Regions from separate parts of the Homo sapiens genome. Here region 2 is linked to region 1. Evidence: read pairs that join two places in POLR2A ChIA-PET (ENCODE). Cell type or tissue: PC-3. All regions are shown on one strand. Links, peaks and the distances in the headings refer to the core of each region. The heading gives the core; the rest is flanking DNA.

Region 1 (5,377 bases), core at 305-5,304:
TGCAGTGAGCTGTGATCGTGCCACTGCACTCCAGCCTGGGTAATAGAGAAAGATCCTGTCTCAAAAAAAAAAGGAAAACACAGAAAGGAGGCACACAGGATTCGGGGTGACAGCTATCTTGGGATAGCTCCCTGCAGCCCAGGGAAGCACTAGGGAGGGAATGGGATGGGGTAGGCCACACAGCTGATGTCAGCTCTTGCTAAGGCCCAGCTTTCAGGCTGGGTGGTGGTTTCACAGGTGACTATTCTGTTACTTTAAAATGTGATCTATTAGCACAGCTAGGGACGTAGGACTATGCCTGTAATAGCAAAAGTAATAAAATGCATCAAAGCCCAGGATTATAATTTCACCAGTTTTGTACCTGCCGTCTGTTAGGCTTTTTCCAGTCGGAGAGCATTCCTTGAAGGGGAAGGGCATGAGCAAAGGGAATGAGTCTGGTTGTACAGGGGACAACAGGGGAGCCGGACTCCTGGTACAGAGGGTGACCTGGGGGGGACCTGGGGTGGACCTGCATGCGAGGGGGACCTATGCTTTCTAGTGGCTCTGGTCAGCAGGTCAGGTGTGGGTGCTTGGAACCTGTCGAGCGCCGAAGGCCCAGCCCTGCGGTCTCGTGACCTTGCCCCTGCCCTCCCAGAGCAGAGTGCTCTGTGGCTCCATCCCCTGCAGAGAGCACAGGCTGGGTGAGAGTTGGGGCGCCGGGGTTGGGACTGCAGGTGGCACTGTCAGACAGGGTGGGACACAGGGGACTTGCCTTCTCTTGCAGTAATTTACCCACCCATAAGTGGGTACCTCTAATTCGGGTACCTCTGAATTGAGATACCTTTCACTAGAACAACTTAAACATTCCAGAACCAGGACAGATCCTATCAGGCCTGAGATTCTACTAGGTTCTAGAATATCTGCCGATTGTGAAGAAGGTGGAGGCTTGGATTCACAGTCACCAGGTAGTGTTCTGTCCACACACACACCCCCACTGACCCCCATCTCCAGGCATCTGCCCTGATGGCCTCCAGGGCCCCTTCTGTGCCTGCAGAGATGGCGGCCTGCTCTCTAGGTCAGGCCAGGTTCCCGGGAGCCGAGGTCTGGCTGTTATTCCAGGAGTGCCCAGCCCCAGAGCTGCCACCTCAGGCCCCTGGAAGTTCTGCAGCCTGAGCTGCCGTCCTCAGACCACTCTGCCTCTGAGCGTGCAAGAGGCTCAGGGCCTTTCCAGGCCTCCCAGAGCCAGGCAGCAGCAGGGAGCCAAGAGCAGCCTGTGGCTCCACTGTGGCAAAGGACAGCCTATTTAGGCTGAGAGTGGGCCTGAGAGATCACAAATCTTTTTTCTTTGCCCAGAACTTTTAATTTAACCCTGACTTAAAAGGGTGTTCAGGGAGCATCATGCTAGAAATCCCAAATACGATGAAAGAATCCCACAACAGAGGTGAACAGAGGCCTGTTCCCAGGTTCATCCCGGGAAGGTAGCAAGACAGCGCCCCCTTTGCCCAGCTCAGTGAAGGGCCGGGGCAGCTGATGTGGCCTGCGCACAGGGTGAGGCAGCAAGGGTAAGAGCTTCCAGAACTCCAGGGAAGGCAGCGGAAGAGGGAAACGTTCACAGAGCACCAAGAGGGGCGCAAGGGAGCTCAACTCTACTGCCAGAACCTGCAGTCAGGGGTGAGGAGGCCACAGCTGAGGCCTGCAGGGGTAGAGAATGTCTCAGCACACCATGGGCCCCCCACCAGTACACACTCATCCCCCTCTCCCTGAAAACATCCCCCACCCCGGGGGCCTGGCCCTCAGCAAGTTTTCTGGGACTCAGCTGTAGCCGTGGGAAAGGAGGCTAGAGGCATCCACAGGGAGGTCCAGGAAGAAGGCCTGACTCATTTGAGGTCAACCTCCTGCCACCTAATGGAATGGGGACCAAAGTCGGCATTTAGACCAGTTCAGTAAGAAAAATGAAGGAGAGCTCGCTGGGCACGGTGGCTCACACCTGTAACCCCAGCACTTTGGGAGGCCAAGGCGGGTGGATCATCTGAGGTCAGGAATTTAAGACCAACAGGGTGAAACCCCGTCTCTACTAAAACTAGCCAGGTGTGGCGGCACACACCTGTAATCCCAGCTACTCGGGAGGCTGAGGCAGGAGAATTGCTTGAACCCTGGAGGCAGAGGTTGCAGTGAGCCACTGCACTCCAGCCCGGGCAACAGAGTAAGACTCTGCCTCAAAATAATAATAATAATAATAACAATAATTTAAAAATAAAAAAAAGTGAAGGAAGGCAGCACGATGGCACAGTGCGTGGGCTCTGGGGCTGGCCAGCCTGAGTTTGTACCATGGCTCCTCCATCTAGGAGCTGGTGGCTTTGGGCAAGCTTCTGAATCTCCCTGTGCCATTTTCTCATCCACAAAGTGGTATACTACTAGCACCAGCCTGTGTAGCTTAAGTGGGTATTATGCAAAATATTGAGAATAAGTCCTGGTAGAAGAGTAGGTGCTGCACTTTTATCTGTGTGATTGTTATTCCTTGCTCATAAGAGTTTGAGGACAGAGGTTTGCACCAACCACACTACCATCTCCCTTCTCTGCCTCTCTACCCATCACGCAGCTGTGAGGACTGCAGCCCAGGGAGGTGAGTGGCAGTGCCCACGCCACTGCCTGGTCTTTTTCCTGGCTCAGCTTCTCCCACTCATGCCTGGAGCCATCTCACCCTCCACACACGCACCCTCATCTCTGCCGCTCTCCCTCCGGATCAGCTGAGAACGCTGAGTCATCGAGTACCCCCCACCCCTCCGAGCCTGCAATGTGTCAACAGCCAGCCCACCCGGGCTCAGCTCCCAGCCGCCTGAGTCAGCCCTGACTGAGCCTCTCCCCGGATCCTGTCTCACCGGCCTTCCCCTCCAGCTCCAGGCCCTGCTCTTCAGGTGGCTCAGCTCTTGACCAACCTTAACCCTCCAGAGTCATCACCCCATCATCTTTCCTCCGCTTTTTGTTCGAACCTCTTAAAAGTCTACGCTCTGGTCTACACCTCCAGCTTCTCTTATTTGTGACTCAGTTGCCTGCAATCTGAACTGTGCTCCACCCCGCCACGCCCCACTCCCTGAAACAGTCCTGCTTGCAGTCCTCTTTCCTCCTGTCACGGCTGCGTGCAGCTCTCTGGGTAACGGGCGATTGCACGAGGTTCCGTGGTCTCTCTTGCTTTCCTCCCACATCTTAGACTGTCTTCTAAGTCTCCCACTTCTTTCATTTGCCCCCTCCTTAGGGAAGGGTCTGTCTTTGGCCCTCTCTCCTTCCCCTCCTCACTCTCCTGGGATAATTCAAACGTCAACTGACTGAACCTCCACACATTTGCTGATGGCTCCCAGGATGCATCTCAGGATGAGACGTCCCCTCTAAGATCCAGCTCCCTTTTGGAGGTCACCACCTCGTGGCCTGCAGTCACCCTGAAACTTGAATGTCAAAAATAGAAATAATCATCTTTCCCCCAAATTTGCAACTTTCTCCCATTTCCTTACTCAGAAGGCCCCCCCAGCATCCTATCCCGTGTGGGATTCACTCTTGCTTTCTACCCCCCTCCACATTACTGAATCTATCCCCAAGTCCTGCTGATTTTACTTCCTAAACAATTATTCTCTTCATTCTTACTGTTACCCTAGTTTGGGCCTTAACATCTGTAGCTATTATGGTTCAAATCATGTCCATTTCTCCATATTTTCCTCAAACTTACCCTCCCCTCTGTAGCCAGAATGTTCTTCCTACAGCCCAGGCGTAAGCCACGCCACTCCCCTCCCCCTACCCAGGAGAACCGTGAGCTTCTGTGCAAGATGAGAGGCCCACATGGCCTTCCCATCCTCCCTGCATCATCTTCCCATCCTCCCTGCATCTTTCCCATCCTCCCTGCATCCTTCCCATCCTCCCTGCATCCTTCCCATCCTCCCTGCATCCTTCCCATCCTCCCTGCATCCTTCCCATCCTCCCTGCATCATCTTCCCGCCCCGCCTCCCTAGAGGGAAGAGCTCCAGTGACTGCTCCTAAGCTCACCCGCCCCACTGGCCCTTTCTCATCTCCCTGCCTGGCCTGGGGCTGTGTCCCTGGGGGATGGAGGAGTTTTCCTGTGCTAGCTCACTCCACCCAACACCCAGACCCCGAGGCTCAGCCTCCAGCCTGGCCCGGGCCCCACCTCCTCAGGGCACACTTCTTGGCCCCCCTGGTTGGTTGGGGTGAGTGAAGCCCCAGGGCCCCAGCCCTAATCCCTGGAGGAATCTCTATCCCCTTACTCTCCTTCTGTCTCGATGTCCATTTCCCTCAATAGATTCGGACTGGACCTAGCCTTTCTAGACTGGGGCCCCACAAGACCTAGCTCAGCCAGTGTTTGCCAGATAAAAGGATGAATGACTATGAGGTTCCTTCCAGCTCTGAGCGTGTTTGTCCTTTGTTGACTTTAGAAATCGTTAAAACTTTAAACTTGAAAGAAAGTAGGAGAGAAGTAAAGAAGGAGGAAGAATGAAGCCTGCACCGGAACCCATGCTCTGTAATTCTCAGCACTTCTCTCAGAGAGCTCCATTCTAAGCGGAGTGTGGTGAACACAGCTCCTCCTCTAGGGGTGGTCAGGGGCCAAGGTAGACCCTGCTGAGGGCTAAAAACAGTGAACTAAGAATCAAGTTCCCCTACTGGCCTTCCCATACAGCTTCAGGAAACAGGTTCGATTATCTTGGCATCTATTTCCCAGGTATAAAACAGAAGTCACATTTCCATTTTGCGATTTATTGAGCAGATACTTCCCATAGGTATGTGGCTGCATATCCAATATGTCAGAAAGCAAAACACAAAAAACATTAAAAATAAGAAAGCAGAACTGCAGATTTATTCTAGCAGTGGAGCAAAGATAAATTTCTGGCTCTTGAAAAATTGAGCTTGTCATCAGACAAAATAGTTGGGTCTGAATAAATAAATGTTTATGCAACAAAATATAGCAAAAGATGTATTAAAGGAAAACAACAGAATTGAGAAAAATATATCACCAATCTAACTGCAAATGATTAAAATTGGTAGAAATGTATAATGTGCAGGTCTAGATGCCTTTCCAGGAAGTGAGCAAAGGATGAGTTCAACTGGTTTGCTCAGGAGCCATTGTCACAGCCCAAGGGAGCCACAGTGTGGCCTAGAGTGAGCCCAGCTTCAGTAATAATTCAGAGTCCACACACCCAACTTGCTTGATGAGCCTGTGCCTCTCCCTTCTTATGGAAAATGGATATTTATATGGTTTGGCTGTGTCCCCACCCAAATCTCATCTTCAATTTCCACGTGTTGTGGGAGGGACCCAGTGGTAATTGAATCATGGGGGCGGGGCTTTCTCGTGCTGTTCTTGTGATAGTGAATAAGTCTCACGAGATCTGATGGCTTTAAA
Region 2 (5,377 bases), core at 233-5,232, 290 kb before region 1:
TAGAAAACACAGGATTACATTCCACATAATCCCCGCTCTACTACTCATAGTGACTTCAAGCCAAAACACACCAAAAACAAAACAGAACACTACGCACCTACTGAAATACTGGACTTTATCTCAGCTTCCCAGAAGACTACAATGCAAAAACAACTACTATTTAAGCATCTTTTTGCTCTTCCCAATTTCTAGGTTCCCATTTCTACTTATTTAAGTGTATGAGACCTAAATAACCACTGGTTTTTTTAAAGCAGTCCTTCTGGAGGGTTTCTACTTCTTCCAATAACCACAGTGAAACTAAAACATTTCGAAATCCTCCTTTGAAATTTCCTTTAAAGTCTATTTACAGGCCAGGCGCAGTGACTCTCATGCCTGTAATCCTAGCACTTTGGGAGGCTGAGGCAGGTGGATCACTTGTGCCCAGGAGTTGTAGAATAGCCTGGGCAACATTGTGAAACTTCATCTCTACAAAAAAAATTTTTTTTAATGAGCCAGGCGTGGTAGCACACGCCTGTAGTCCTAGCTACTCAGGTGGCTGAGATGGAAGGATTGCTTAAGCCCAGCAGGTCAAGGCTGCAGTGAGCTGGATCATGCCACTACACTCCAGCCTGGGCAACAGAGCAAGGCCCTGTCTCAAAAAAAATAAAATAAAATAAAGTTTACTCATAAACATACAGCAAAATCCATTGTTTAAAGTCTCAGTTCATTTTCTTAAACGGGAAAAAAATGACCAGCCTCAACACTATTCCCTTATACCAAGGACAGCTGACAGTGACTGTTTGTTCCTTTCAAAAATAAAATAAAAATAAAAACTCTTCACTACTCTATAAAGGACAAAGATTTGCCATCATTGAGAATATTCATAGGCCAAAGATTTATCTAGTTTATAAATAAAGCAATAAAAGGAAACTAGAATTCACTGTTTGTGGGCAATTATGTGCTAATAAGCACAGTATCAGGCAATTTTATCCCTTTTTAAATTTGTTTATTTTATATTTTTTAGAGATAGGGTCTCAGTCTGTTGCCCAGGCTGAAGTGTAGTGGTGCAGTCATAGCTCACTGCAGCCTTGAACTCCTGGGGTCAAGCAATCCTCCCACCTCAGCCTCCCAAGTAGCTAGGTCTAAAAGGTGCCACACCTGGCTAATATTTTTTAGAAGTAGGGTCTCACTACAGTGCCCAGGCTGGTCTCAAACTCCTAGGCTCAAGAGATTCAGCCTCTCAAAGTGCTGGGATTACAGGTGTGAGCCACCACATACAGCCTACCCACATTATTTTAATTGATCTAATACTTAAGAATCTTTCTCAAAACTGGTAACCAAACACATTAACATGAAGTTACATAAATATTTTTTAAAATGAGAATAAAGGGGAAAAAATACAAACAACTTTTTGTAATTCTATAAAAATTACACTTTATCAGAAGTTGTAAAAGCAAAATGCTAAAAAAAAAAAAAAAAAATACCAACTTTTACACTGAGCCATAACTGAAAAAGCCTAGATGGTTTCAAATTATCACGTTAAAACTCCAATTTAAATTGATACAATATTAAACTGGATATGTTAATTAATATCCATTAAATGCTTATCTCGCATGATGCTAAATTAAGCTCTATGCCAGTGCTTTACTCCTTATAGCAATAAGATTAATTTTACGCTTATTGATGTGCTATTTTTTCCTTCCAAGTGAAGCTGTTTTCTTAGCATTCCCTAGACAAGTGTCTCTAAAGTAAAATTTAATGTTTTGAAACTATCATATGGTTATTCCAAATATGCTAACATATGCTAACAAAATGACTACTTCTGTAATCTTTTTGTAACAACCTCCAATTATAAATGTTATATCTTATCTATGTATAACAACTTTTGACTATTCATAATCATTGAAGGGGGTAATGATGTTAACTAATGAAAATATATTTTGTTCAATATAGAAACATTGAAAATATAGGCATTATCATTAAATAAATTTTATTCTGAAGACTCAAAAAAAAAACATAGAGCTTACACAGATTATAATTTGTTTAAAGTCAAATAGAGCAAAGTTCAAATATGGACTCTACCAAATAATATCTTAGATAGGAAACTGAGGAATTCAGTCATTTACTCATAAATAAAGATAAATAACAGTATTATTCTTTATACAGCTGCTACGCAAGTTAAATGAGCTAAGATATAGAAAATATATACCAGAATATTTGCATAAGTATTCAATAAAAACATTAGCTATTATTCAATAGCTAATGAAAATGAACGAAAACATTCAATAAAAACATTAGCTATTATTGTAATAACAACATTTTTATATCAACATTTCCTTAACGACTGAGTTAACATTAAATGATATTAGGTACCACAGGTCAGAAAAAGTAATAATAAAGTAATTCAGCAGCTTTAAAAACATTTATACGTCAGGCATGATGCCTCACGCCTGTAATCCCAGGACTTTGGGAGGTCGAGGCGGGCAGACAGATTGAGTCCAGGAGTTGGAGACCAGCCTGGGCAACATGGCAAAACCCCATCTCGACTAAGATACAAAAAATTAGCCAGGTATGGTGGTGCACACCTGTGTCCTAGCTACTTGGAGGGCTGAAGCAGGAGGATCGCTTGAGCCTGGGAGGTCGAGGCTGCAGTGATCCCTGATTCTGCCACTGCACTCCAGGCTGGGCAATGGAGTGAGAACCTGTCTAAAAACAAAAAACACAAGCAAAAACATGTATAATATTTGCACACCCATGCTTATAGCAGCATTATTCACAATAGCCAAGGGATGGAAGCAACCCAAATTTCTAGCCACAGATGAATAGACCAAGAAAATGTGCTACGTACATACAATGAAATATTATTCAGCCTTAAAAAGGAAGGAAATCCTGTTACGTGCTATAACGTGGATGAACCTTGAGGATATTATGCTAACTGAAATAAGCCAGTGACAAAAAGACAAACAGTATATAAGTCCAATTACATGAGGTGTCTAAATAGTCATATTCATACAAATAGAAAGTAAAACGGTCACTGCCAGGGTTTAGGGAGAGGGGGAAAGGGAGAGCTGCTGTTTAATAGACAGAATTTTGATTTTGCAAGATGAAAAAGTTCTGGTAGACCGGATGCAGTGGTCATGCCTGCAATCACAGTACTTTAGGAGGCCGAGGTGGGCGAATCACTTGAGGTCAGGAGTTCGAGACCAGCCTGACCAACATGGTGAAACCCCATCTCTACTAAAAATATAAAAAATTAGCCAGGTGTGGTGGCGCACGACTGTAGTCCAAGTTACTCAGGAGGCTGAGGCATGAGAATCACTGGAAGGCAGGGGGCGGAGGTTGCAGTGAGCCGAGATCACACCACTTCACACCAACCTGGGTGACAGAGTGAGACTCCGTCTCAAAAAAAAAAAAGAAAAAGTTCTGGAATCTATTGCCCAACAATGGAGAAATACTTAATACTCCTAAACTGTATCCTTAAAAATGGTTAAGATAGTAAAGACAATAAATTTTATGTTATGTGTTTATCACAATAAAAAAATTATAAATAAAACTTTTTATATGTCTACACAAGATATATATGTAAGCAAATATATACAAACACATAAGTATATATACATACACATACACATATAGTGTAAAATAAAAAACCACTCCTTATTCATCTTATCTACTGGCAAGAAATATTATACTCTTGAAAACACACACAGTTCTAAGAGACAGGGTTGTTTTCCTTAAGTTTTGTAAAACAAACACATACCCTGATACTTACAATATTTATACAAAACTGTATTAGCACCTAAAATGTCCTGCCAAATAATAATAGCTTGGCTTGCCGGACGCGATGGCTCACACCTGTAATCCCAGCACTCTGGGAGGCCTAGGTGGGTGGATCATGAGGTCAGGAGACCATCCTGGGTAACACGGTGAAACCCCATCTCTACTAAAAATACAAAAAAAAAAATTAGCCGGGCATGGTGGCGGGCGCCTGTAGTCCCAACTACTCGGGAGGCTGAGGCAGGAGAATGGCGTGAACCTGGGAGGCGGAGCTTGCAGGGAGCCAAGATCCTGCCACTGTACACCAGCCTGGGTGACAGAGTGAGACTCCATCTCAAAAAAAATAAAATAATATAAAATAATAGTTTGGCTTTTCATAATGAACTAAGATCCACATTTTTTACCTCATAACATTGAGGAGAAATATCTCATTTGAGTTAATGTTTATTAGTGTGTTACTAAATATAATACATAACCTATTTAACTCTCTAATAAAGATGTAGGGTTTTTAATAATCCCAAAGTGTGTGGGACAAACAATGGAGGATGATAGTTGGGGCTCATTAAAGAAAGTATTTCAGGCAGGGCGGGGTGGCTCACGATTGTAATCCCAGCACTTTGGGAGGCCAAGGTGGGCGGATCAACTGAGGTCGGGAGTTCAAGACCAGCCTGGCCAACATGGAGAAACCCTGTCTCTACTAAAACTACAAAATTAGCCGAGCGTGGTGGCACATGCCTATAATCCCAGCTACTAGGGAGGCTGAGGCAGGAGAATCACTTGAACCTGGGAGGCGGAGGTTTTGGTGAGCTGAGATCGTGCCATTGCACTCCAGCCTGGGCAACAAGAGTGAAACTCCATCTCAAAAAATAAAAATAAAAATAAAAAAGAAAGTATTTCAACAATCCCTGATTTTGTCTGGTTAATCAAGATCAGGTCCAGATGATCTGTAAAGTTTCACAGAAGTACTTGATTTCAGTAATCAAGCTTCCTGAATATTAATTATTCCATCAGGGGAAAAAAAACAATAAATCTAAATTCAACAGTCATTTATATAAGTTAAAATGTACTCCAAAAACATGAAATTTGAAGTACTTTTAACTATAAGACATTCTATCATAAGTACAGTGCAGTATTACTAAGGGTTAGAACTACCTATTTCTTACACACTTCTATCCTATACATAGCAGGCAGTCAACAAATATTTGTGAAAGAATGTAATTTTGCAAACTTGGTCTTACCTCATTTCTCTCATCTACATCTTTGCATTTTTCAAGAAGAGCTTTCAGAGCAGGAATGTTTTCTTCCTCTACATAATTTATGACGCTCTGTGATATCAAAACTGACATTTTCACAGAAAGCTGCAATTAACTTTATTTGAATACCTGTTAAATTAGACAAAATACACATAATTTATAATTAGAAAAAATTAAGTTACTATTAAATACAATATCCTTCTTAACATTAACCTCATGCAAGGACACCTCCAGTGGCAGAAGTGAAGATACGACTTCCCACGGCTTCCATAGCTCAGGTGTCAAAAAGCTGCCGTGATGTCTCTTAGGTTCACACTCACCTCCATCTTAACTTATCCAAACACCAAACTCCACATCCATCCCCAAAC

What was found. Peaks named below come from ENCODE experiments on the same cell type or tissue, not always from the same donor. Only the 100,000 strongest peaks of a DNase experiment are listed, where the experiment ranks them.
Region 2: POLR2A ChIA-PET joins it to region 1 with 5 read pairs; 2 of 35 experiments call an interaction of 5 or more read pairs at or near these places.

What each region holds. Positions count from the first base shown.
Region 1 is chr2:9,109,522-9,114,898 of GRCh38, forward strand. LOC105373414 (a long non-coding RNA gene) reads left to right here. Exons shown (of 6, transcript NR_187861.1): 6 at 1-338. LOC105373416 (a long non-coding RNA gene) reads left to right here and starts at 893. Exons shown (of 3, transcript XR_922772.4): 1 at 893-944. RefSeq lists an enhancer at 2,711-3,238. In PC-3, for the core only: CTCF peaks have their summits at 1,474 and 5,128; DNase peaks (open chromatin) are centred at 1,860 and 2,900; H3K4me3 peaks cover 876 bases; H3K27ac peaks cover 4,417 bases.
Region 2 is chr2:8,821,992-8,827,368 of GRCh38, forward strand. It overlaps KIDINS220 (kinase D interacting substrate 220), which reads right to left. Exons shown (of 30, transcript NM_020738.4): 2 at 4,995-5,138. The coding sequence starts at 5,102. Among named protein-coding and RNA genes, the nearest start is that of KIDINS220, 13 kb to the right of the region's middle. In PC-3, for the core only: no CTCF peak of the experiment used is centred there; no DNase peak of the experiment used is centred there.